Regions from separate parts of the Homo sapiens genome. Here region 1 is linked to region 2. Evidence: chromatin contacts called from ENCODE Hi-C or POLR2A ChIA-PET data. All regions are on one chromosome and are shown on one strand. Each heading gives the region's core, a stretch centred on a gene start or an enhancer-like site at or near the end of the contact. The rest is flanking DNA. Distances are from core to core; before and after follow the strand shown.

The links. Hi-C counts contacts between places; a loop is a spot of excess contacts on that map. ChIA-PET counts read pairs that join two places held with the same protein, here RNA polymerase II (POLR2A). Pooled maps may share reads with other maps.
Region 1: a map of gastrocnemius medialis shows a loop between it and region 2 (2.2-fold over the local background). The contact joins two enhancer-like sites. A Hi-C loop is called at or near these places in 3 of 168 maps with a recorded cell type or tissue (cardiac septum, gastrocnemius medialis and heart left ventricle) and 5 of 50 pooled maps. POLR2A ChIA-PET finds 5 or more read pairs at or near these places in 3 of 52 experiments (Caco-2, WTC11 and activated CD8-positive, alpha-beta memory T cell).

What each region holds. Positions count from the first base shown.
Region 1 is chr9:121,549,380-121,553,934 of GRCh38, reverse strand. All of the region lies in intron 1 of LOC107987016 (a long non-coding RNA gene), which reads left to right. Among named protein-coding and RNA genes, the nearest start is that of GGTA1, 52 kb to the right of the region's middle. Within about 2 kb of position 3,299, at least 2 of the 41 ENCODE cell types and tissues checked have a DNase peak (open chromatin) inside an H3K27ac peak, as active enhancers do.
Region 2 is chr9:121,461,806-121,466,357 of GRCh38, reverse strand. GGTA1 (glycoprotein alpha-galactosyltransferase 1 (inactive)) reads left to right here. Exons shown (of 6, transcript NM_001382585.1): 3 at 3,030-3,065. LOC102723324 (a long non-coding RNA gene) reads right to left here. Exons shown (of 7, transcript NR_187160.1): 6 at 3,588-3,701; 7 at 2,987-3,367. Among named protein-coding and RNA genes, the nearest start is that of GGTA1, 36 kb to the left of the region's middle. Within about 2 kb of position 3,162, at least 2 of the 41 ENCODE cell types and tissues checked have a DNase peak (open chromatin) inside an H3K27ac peak, as active enhancers do.

The DNA.
Region 1 (4,555 bases), core at 2,050-4,549, 87 kb before region 2:
GTCTACTACATGCCAGATACCATTCTAGATACTGAAAATACAGCAGGGAACACAGGAGAAAGAAATTCCTGCCCTCATAGACTTACTTCTAGTAGAGGAGACAGATAAGGAACATATAAACATATGTCTAAGACGGGAAGTACCGGAGACCTCATCTGCATGCAGATTGGCCAGGGGAGACCTCCCTGAATAGAGATCTGAAAGCAAGAGGCAGGGCACTGTGCAGATATGATGGGGGGAGTTTCAAAGGGAGAGGGAACAGACAGTGCGAAGGCTCTGAGGCCAGCAGTGGTGGGAGAACAGGTCAGCCCCCGAGGGTCTCGTAGGCAGGGAAGGGCTTGGCTGTTACTCCAAGTGAGGTGGGGCCTGAGGGTGAACATGGCCTCACTTCCAGGCCAGGTGCCAGTTGGGAATAGACTGCAGGGGGCCAGGGCTGAAGTAGTGATGGGGCCAGGAGGCCACTGCACGTGCCTTAACAAGAGATCTTGGACCAGGTGGTCTAGGCGAGGTGGTGAGAAGGCGTGGGACTCTGGTGTATGTTGAAGGTGGTCACTGGCTTTCCTGACGGATTGGATGTGGGGTGAGAAAAAGGAGTGAACGATGACACCAAGCTTTTTGGCTTCCTGAACAGAAGGATGAGGGTCCCAGAAGAAGAGTCAGTGGAGGAAGGGGTTTGAGCCAAGAGCTTCATGTGAACTTGCTGGGCTGGAGGCATCCATTAGACATCGAGTGGAGAGGTGAGGAGCAGCCGGAGGACAGATTCAGGCTGAAATAGAATTCAGGGGCTGTCAGCATGCAAATGGGATTGAAACCCAGGCATCTGAAGGCCGGTGCAAAGGGAAGGAGAGTAGACAGAGGAGAGGAGAGGAGAGGAGAGGAGAGGAGAGGAGAGGAGAGGAGAGGAGAGGTCCCGGCCCAGTCCTGGAAGACACCAACATTAGGTGCAGGAGATGAGGAAGAACCGGCCAAGAGAACTGAGTAGGAGCAGCCAGCCAACAGGAGGAGACCTCAGAGACAGCAGTGACCTGGAAGCCATGGGAGGAGGGCTTTCAGCAAGGAGGGCATGGCCAGCTGGGTCAGGCAAGGCTGAGCAGCTGTATGTGCTGAGGACTGACCGCTGTCCCAAGATTTGGCAACAAGGAGACAGATGATAAGCAACAGCAACACAGTGTGATGAGGGCAGAGACCAGGGAAGCCCAGGTGACCATGGGAGCCCCAAGGAGGGGCACCCAATCAGGGAGGACTTCCTGGAAGAAGGGATGTCTAAGCAGAAACCTGAGGGGTGCACACACATTCCCCAGGTAAAAATGGGGAGGCCAGGCTGAGGGAACAGCACAGACAGAGGCCAGGAGCAGAGAGCAGGCACAGCTCATTTGGGGAACTGAAAGTAAATAAGCCTGGCTGTGATATGGGGCTCAGGAGGGCTTAGGGGTGGGCGAGGGTGTTATTCCTAGAACCCTGGAGAGATCAGCAAAGCAGATGGTGGGGTCCTCAATTAGAGACCAGACTTTGGTGATGGGTGGGTGATGGTAGAGGGAGGAAAGTAGGCTGGTGGCTGGAGAGATGGTGGAGCCATTCCTGAGATGGGGAACCAGGAAGGGAAGCGATTTGAGGAAGATGAGAATTCAGATGACTTTAGGATGCTGGAGGACATTTGAGGCGATATCCATCATCAGCTGGGCATGCAGGCTGGGCATCGAGTCTGGGAGGCGACCGCGTGCACAGGGAGGAGGCCAGACAGGGCTGGGTGAAGGGACACACACACTCATCTCTTTCTGGTGCCGCTTGAGGTCAGCCTGTGTCCAGCCACCCTCTGGGTGCTGGGGAGGGGCCTGGCAACCACCAGTCATTGTGGTTTGTCTCTCCAGACAGCAGGAGTCCAAGGGAAGCCCAGTGGTTCCTTAGACAGGCTGTGGTAACTGTGCCTCGTCCCTGCCACCTCCACCTACCCAGAGGCCACCGAGTGTCTTTGCACACCCCTCAAGCACCCACCACCAGGAGAGGTATGGTCACGAACATTCGCTCATGGCACAGCAATGTATGGAGCACCTGCTGAGTGCTGCATGGTCCTGGCCCTGAGAGAGCAGTAATGACCCAGGAAGACAGACCCCTGCCCTCCTGAGGCCACCGTCCAATGAAAGAGGCAGGCAATAAACCCATCATTAGAATCAAGTGTGAAGCCTGGGCGTGGTGGCTCACGCCTGTAATCCCAACACTTTGGGAGGCCAAGGCAGGAGGATCAGTTGAGGTCAGGAGTTCGAGACCAGCCTGGCCAACATGGCAAAACCTCGTCTCTACTAAAAATACAAAAATTAACCGGTGTGCACCTGTAATCCCAGCTACTTGGGAGGCTGAGGCAGGAGAATCGCTTGAACCTGGGAGGCAGAGGTTGCAGTGAGCAGAGATCGTACCACTGCACTCCAGCTTAGGTGACACAGCGAGACTCCATGTGATGTTGAGAAAGGGAAGCCTGGGGGACCTTTGGGGGCTGGGCGGCAGGGGGGTGCTTCCGGGAGGAGGCAACATTTAAACTATAGGTCTGAAGGATGAGTCAGAGTTAGCCAAGAAGAAAAAGGAGTGAAAAGGTGTTTGAGTGAATGGGAATGGCATGTGGGAACCTCAGAGGTAAGAAAGTGCCTGACAGGTTTAAGGGAATGAAGGGATTAAGTGAGATGGAGCATTGGGTGTTGGCGGTGGTAAGGAACCTCAGGAGTCAGGCTTAGGGACTTGGACCTTCTCCTGAGGGCGATAGGGAGCCATTGCGTGTCTTAAGCAGGGAGTGGCTTGCTCAGATTTGCATGTGGGAGAATTCAGAGACAGATCAGAAACACTCAACCTCAGCCCAGAGGGGCCCAGGCAAGACCCCCCTCTCCCTCCTCTGTAGTTCCCTTGACGCGTGAGGTGGGTCAACACGGCTTGCACTCCCCCAAGGACCCGAACCTAAGGTCCTCTGGAGGCAGGCCCCAAGCCTGTCCTAACAAGTGCCGTGAGAGCCCTCCAGGCCTGCTCTGGGAATCCAGTCTTGTCGCCAGGAGACACGAGCCCATTTGACTCCGGTGGGGGGAGGTGGGCTGGGCGGCACCACCGCGTGAATGCTCCGGAGCTACCCACGGAGGCGACTGACTGGCTGCCAGCGTGCGCTCCGGATGCCACCTGGTAAGGCTGTCGGCGGGAGGCCAAAGAAATCAATCAGGTCCCGAAGACACGCCGCCCCCTCCCTGCCACAACAGTCCCCTGCCCTCGGAGCCTGGAGAGGCTGGGCTGTCCCCGCAGCGCCACCGTGTGGGCGAGGTGGTCACGACGGCAGGTGGTCGGGGCGCTCAGCTGGAGGTGCTGGTGCTGGGGAGAGCGGAGGACACCGCGGGATCGGCAGGCGTTGGGGACCCCACGGCAGCCATCGATCCTATTCTCATCACATAGTTTCAAATTAATTTTTTCAAAACGGAAACATATTTGCGGCCTGTTTGTGACTTGTAATTATTAAGTAATAATATACTTCCTGAAAACAACATGCAAACTCCATGGACTATAGAAAAAGGCAGGCATGGGCAGCTTCCCTGCAGAATTCCATCCCACCACAACCTCTGATTGCATTTTGGCAAACAGGCTTCAGATTATTTTTCTGGCTTCTTTTTTTTTTAAGTCAGGGTCTAGCTCTGTCGCCCAGGCTGGAGTGCAGCGGAGCGGTCATGGCTCACTGCAGCCTCCACTTGCCTGGGTCAACCGATCCGCCCACCTCAGTCTCTCAAGTAACTGGTACTACAGGCACGCACCACCATATGTAGGTAGTTTTTTCATTATTATTTTTGTAGAGACAGGGTCCCACTCTGTTGCCCAGGCTGGTCTCAAACTCCTGAGGTCAAGCAGTCCTCCTGCCTCAGCCTCCCAAAGTGCTGGGATTACAAGCATGAGCCACCATGCCCAGCCCAGATTTTCTTCAACAGAAAGAATATATGTATATGTATATATATATATATATATATATTCACACACACACAAATGAGGTCATATTGCATATGCCTAATGTTCTGCCACTTGCTTTGCTTTTTAAACATTTTTATCAACTGTGGAGTTCGGAGAAAAGAATATTTATTTAGATTGGGCTTGGTGGCTCACACCTGTAATCCCAGCACTTTGGGAGGCCGAGGTGGGCGGATCATGAGGTCAGGAGATCGAGACCATCCTGGCCAACATGGTGAAACCCCATCTCTACTAAAAATACAAAAATTAGCTGGGCATGGTGTCATGTGCCCATCATCCCAGCTACTCGGGAGGCTGAGGCAGGAGAATTGCTTGAATCAGGGAGTCGGAGGTTGCAGTGAGTGAGCTGAGATCGCCCCACTGCATTCCAGCCTGGCAACACAGCAAGACTCCATCTGGAAAAAAAAAATTTATTTAATATACGTGCAGTATATGAATCAGGTTGAAGTGGGACACTGTGTGCCCACCGTCCAATTTAAGAACATTTTAATTACCCTGAAGTTTCTTTTAAAAATATATTTTTCCCTCCTTTCTCACCTTATTATGGATTATATGGGTTTTTTTGTTTGTTTTG
Region 2 (4,552 bases), core at 1,913-4,412:
GACCCTGGAACTCTCTTAGGCAACTGAGGGCTGAGGACGTTTCCCACTCAGACTCTAGAGCTAGGCTGCTCCTTGGGCAAGTTGCTCAGCCACTCTGTTCTTGTTTAGTTTCCCTATCTTTAAAAATTGGGGATAATAGGCTGGGCATGGTGGCTCACACCTGTAATCCCAACACTTTGGGAGGCCAAGGAGGACAGATTGCTTGAACCCAGGAGTTCAAGACCAGCCCTGGCAAAATCGCAAGACCCTGTCTCTACAAAAGTAAAATTAAAAAGTTAGCCAGGCATGGTGGTGCGCACCTGTAGTCTCAGCTACTTACGACGCTGAGGTGGGAGGATCACTTGAGCCTGAGAGGTTGAGGCTGCAGTGAGCTGTGGTCCTGCCACTGCACTCCAGCCTGGGTGACAGAGTAAGGCACTGTCTCAAAAAAAAAGTTGGGGGAGGGATTATAATAGTACCTGCCTCATAGGGTTGTTGGGAGAATTAAATAAGTTATTGTGTATAAAGCACTGGGAAGCAATGCCTAGGGCTTAATAAACAATAAATGCTAGCTGTCATCCTCCTCCTCCTCTTCCTCATCATCATTTTAGTTCAGGCCACTATAACAAAGTACCACAAGGTGGTTTAAGCAACAGGAATTTAATTCTTTCAGTTCTAGAGGCTGGGGAGTCCAAGATCCCCAGTGAGGGCTCTTCCTGGCTGGCAGATGGCCACCTCCTCCCTGTATCCACACGTGATGGAGAGCAAGTAAGCTACTGCCTCTTCCTCTTCTTGTAAGGACACTAATTCCTTCATGGGGGTCCTACTCCCACGACCTCATCTAAACCTAATTACGTCCCAAAAGCCCCACCTCCAAATATCATCGCACTGAGGGCAGGGCCTCCACATACGAATTTTGAAGAGATACAACATTCACTTCGTAACAGTCATCATCATCATGATCTGCTCCAGAGGGCAGAACAAGAAAGATTTTGGTAAATAGAAGAGCTCTAGCAGTTGGAAGAGTCCAACAGAAGAACAAGTACCCTTTGGGGTTCCTGCCTGGAGTCGGAATGTCTGCTTGGATAACCTTCAAGCTCTGAGTTTGAACACTTGATCAGATAACTTTGGTGTTTGGAATTGTAGCCAGAGTTGTATGTGCATAACTGAGCCAAAGGCTGAAACGTGCATGTATATACCAGCCTCTCTGGGCACACTCTCTCTGCATGGTAGCCAGAGCAGGTTCTGGCTGCTCTTCAGGCTAATCGTCTGGCACCTGGACTCTGGCCACAACATCCTCTGATGTGCAGAATCCACTTGAACATCTGCAAAAAACTTCAAGGGGAGGAGTTGTTTTTTGTTTTTTTTTTTTTGTTTGTTTTGTTTTTTTGCCACTTTACGAATTGGCCACATGATAGGTTGAGGTGAGCCGAGGACACAAACCTTACACAGGTAGGCAGCACTAAGCTAAAATGGATTAAAAATAACTAACTCAAGCATGTCAACCAATTAGTAAATAGAAGAATTGTCAGTAAAGCGTATTGAAAGAATATCATCTAGGATAGCATTTGATTTCAGGCTGGATGAAAAAATAATCTTCGAATTTTAGAGAATTAGAGGAAGCCTTCAAAATTATGATGAAATATTCATGATAGTGGTGATCATGATGGGAACTACAAGTTATTGAGGGCATGTGCCAGGACCCTTGCTATGCATTACCTCCGATTCTTTTTGTTTTGTTTTGTTTTGTTTTTGTTTTTGTTTTTGTTTTGAGATGGAGTCTCAGTACTTTGGAAGGCTGATGCAGGCACATCACTTGAGGTCAGGAGTTCGAGATCAGCCTGACCAACGTGGTGAAACCCCGTCTCTACTAAAAATACAAAAATTAGCCAGGCATGGTGGTGTGTGCCTGTAGCCCCAGCTACTCAGGAGGCTTAGGCAGGAGAATTGCTTGAACCCAGGAGGCAGAGGTTGCTGTGAGCCAAGATCGTGCCACTGCACTTTAGCCTGGGCAACAGAGCAAGACTCCATCTCAAAAAAAAAAAAAAAAAAAACCTCAAGGAGGCAAAAATTATGTTTGGCTTGGAGGAGGATCCATTGTTCTGCATCCATTCACAAATATTTATTGAGTATCCACTATGTACCAGGCACTGTGCTAGGATCATATCAAGCAAGGCATTGAAAAGGTGGCATTTGAGTGGAGGCTTAAAGCATGAATACATGTTTAAAAGCCACTGCAATGTGGATATTGCTGTGACCATTGTGCTGTTGAAGGATTCTGGAGAGGAGGGTAAGGAGAAGGGTTGTTGAGGAGATATGAAAAGTTGGTGAACCTGAATCTATAAATCCATGGCCTGAGTGCCAGGTAGGGTTATGCGTGCTAGGCTGCAGCACTTGTAGGGGCTTAAGAGTCTCACTGCCTTCATTAGTTAAAGAAATGCTTTTGGGGGCTGTTCTATAGAAGGCTCTGAGTTGGCCATGGCATTAGGCTCTGCAGTTGATGCTTTTTTTTTCTGGAGGAAGATAAATCCTGGGGGAAGGATGTCTGGGCCACGGCATTTCCGTCCTTTCAGGGCCTTCGTCATCACCAGGCACCTGAGTAGGTGGCAGGAGAGGACCCATCTCTGCAATGGAGAGCTGTCTTCTTTTTAAAAGAGCAAACAAACAAACAAAAACAAAACAGAATTTGAGGCCAGGAGTGATGACTCACACCTGTAATCCCAGCACTTTGGGAGGCCAACGGGGGTGGATCTCTTGACTCAGGAGTTTGAGACCAGCCTGGGCAACGTGACAAAACCCCGTCTCTACAATACACACACACAAACACACAATTTGAGATTTTGCAGAAAACTGTTTCCCCTTGAGATCCTGAAGTGGAAATTTCCATCCTCCTGATGTCATTGGTTATGTCTCAAAGGAAGGTAGAAACCAGGAAGCAGCTAAAACCCAGGCTCTTAGCTCAGCCCCGGGCTCAGTGATAATGGTTACAAAATCGCCTTTCTCAGAATTAAAAGTAACATGATATGTTTTTATTTCTTTTTTGCTTTTAGCACAGAAGGCTCTTTCTTGTGGATATATCACTCAAAGTAAGTGCTTTGAATTCTAGATTTCTAGGGGATGTTTCCCACAGCCACTCTGGCACCCCCTACAGTCCATTCTTCACACGGCAGCCAGCCATGGTGTTCGGCCAAAGTCGGAGGGGTGGGTGGGTGGATTCCTGGGGATCTGGAATGTTATTTCTGCAGCTTCCGTAGACTTATCTGTATAGAACCATGGCTTGTATCTTGCCCTCAGTTCTCCTCAAAGTTCTCTTAAGCAGTGTCATTTGGGGAACATTCCTGTCTTGCTGATAAAAAGTATCCGGGGAGATATTGTCTATTATTCTGCCCTTTAAATGTTATATAAAGACCCATATAAGAAATTGCTCTAAGAATAAAAATCAGGAAAAAAATTTGAGCCTCTTGAGAAACTAGTGTGTATCATTAAAATTTTCTTTTTGTATTTTTTGAAAAGAAAATGAGAGCCATGTAAACCTTTATATTTCCAATGGTTGGGTTGGTTGTCAGAAAGCTCAGAACAAAGTATTGCACTTAACTGCTTGTACTTACCCCAGCCTTCATTTCTGATATACTTTATCCCCTGGTGTGAAATCCCGGCTTTTGTGCCCACATGTCATGTGCCCTTGGAAATTTGCTGAAATCCACCCAGCCAGTATCTCAGCTCTGAAATGAAAGTAAAGGTGAAACTTTTCTTTGGGATGACTGAGGTCATGTGAAAATATATACCTGGGTGACGAAATCAATGTATCTCTTTCTGTTCTCTCTTGTGTTTTTTATTCTTGTGTTGTTTTTCTGTTTATTGTACCTACGTATTGGAAGCCATCTCAAACACTTCCAAGAGTTAATAGGCTTTAAAACAGATTTCATAATATTATGCCTGTTCATGAGTTAGCTCACCACCGTATTTGTCCATCGGACTTTCCTCTTTCCCCATCCTCCAGAAGGCACCCACCTTTTCTTTTCTTTCTTTTCTTTTTATTTTTTTTTAATTTTCTGAGACGGAGTCTTGCTCTGTTGCCCAGGCTGGAGTGCAGTGGTGCCATCTTGGCTCACGGCAACCTCCTTCTCCTGGGTTCAAGCAATCCTCCCGCCTCAGCCTCTTGAGTAGCTGGGATTATAGGCACCTGCCACCACGCCCGGCTAATTTTTTGTGTTTTTGGTAGAGATGGGGTTTCACTGTGTTGGCCAGGCTGGTCTTGAACGCCTGACCTCAGGTGACCAGCTGGCCTTTGCCTCCCAAAGTATTGGGATTACAGGCGTGAGCCACCGTGCCCGACCCCCCACCTTGAAGAGACTTTCACAATGAATGAGTGTGGAAACTTTCTCAAATGGGTGGCTACAGTGGCTTCTAAGTAGTTTCCTGAACTTCTTGCTCAGTGACCCTCAGATTTCCTGAGGCTGTTACTGCTAACCTTTGGGCAACCCAAATTTTTCTCTAGACTTTTACAACAATCTGAATTCTGCTGGTTTTAGCTAAAGAAACATGGAAACATGCATCGGTTTTTCATGAAGCG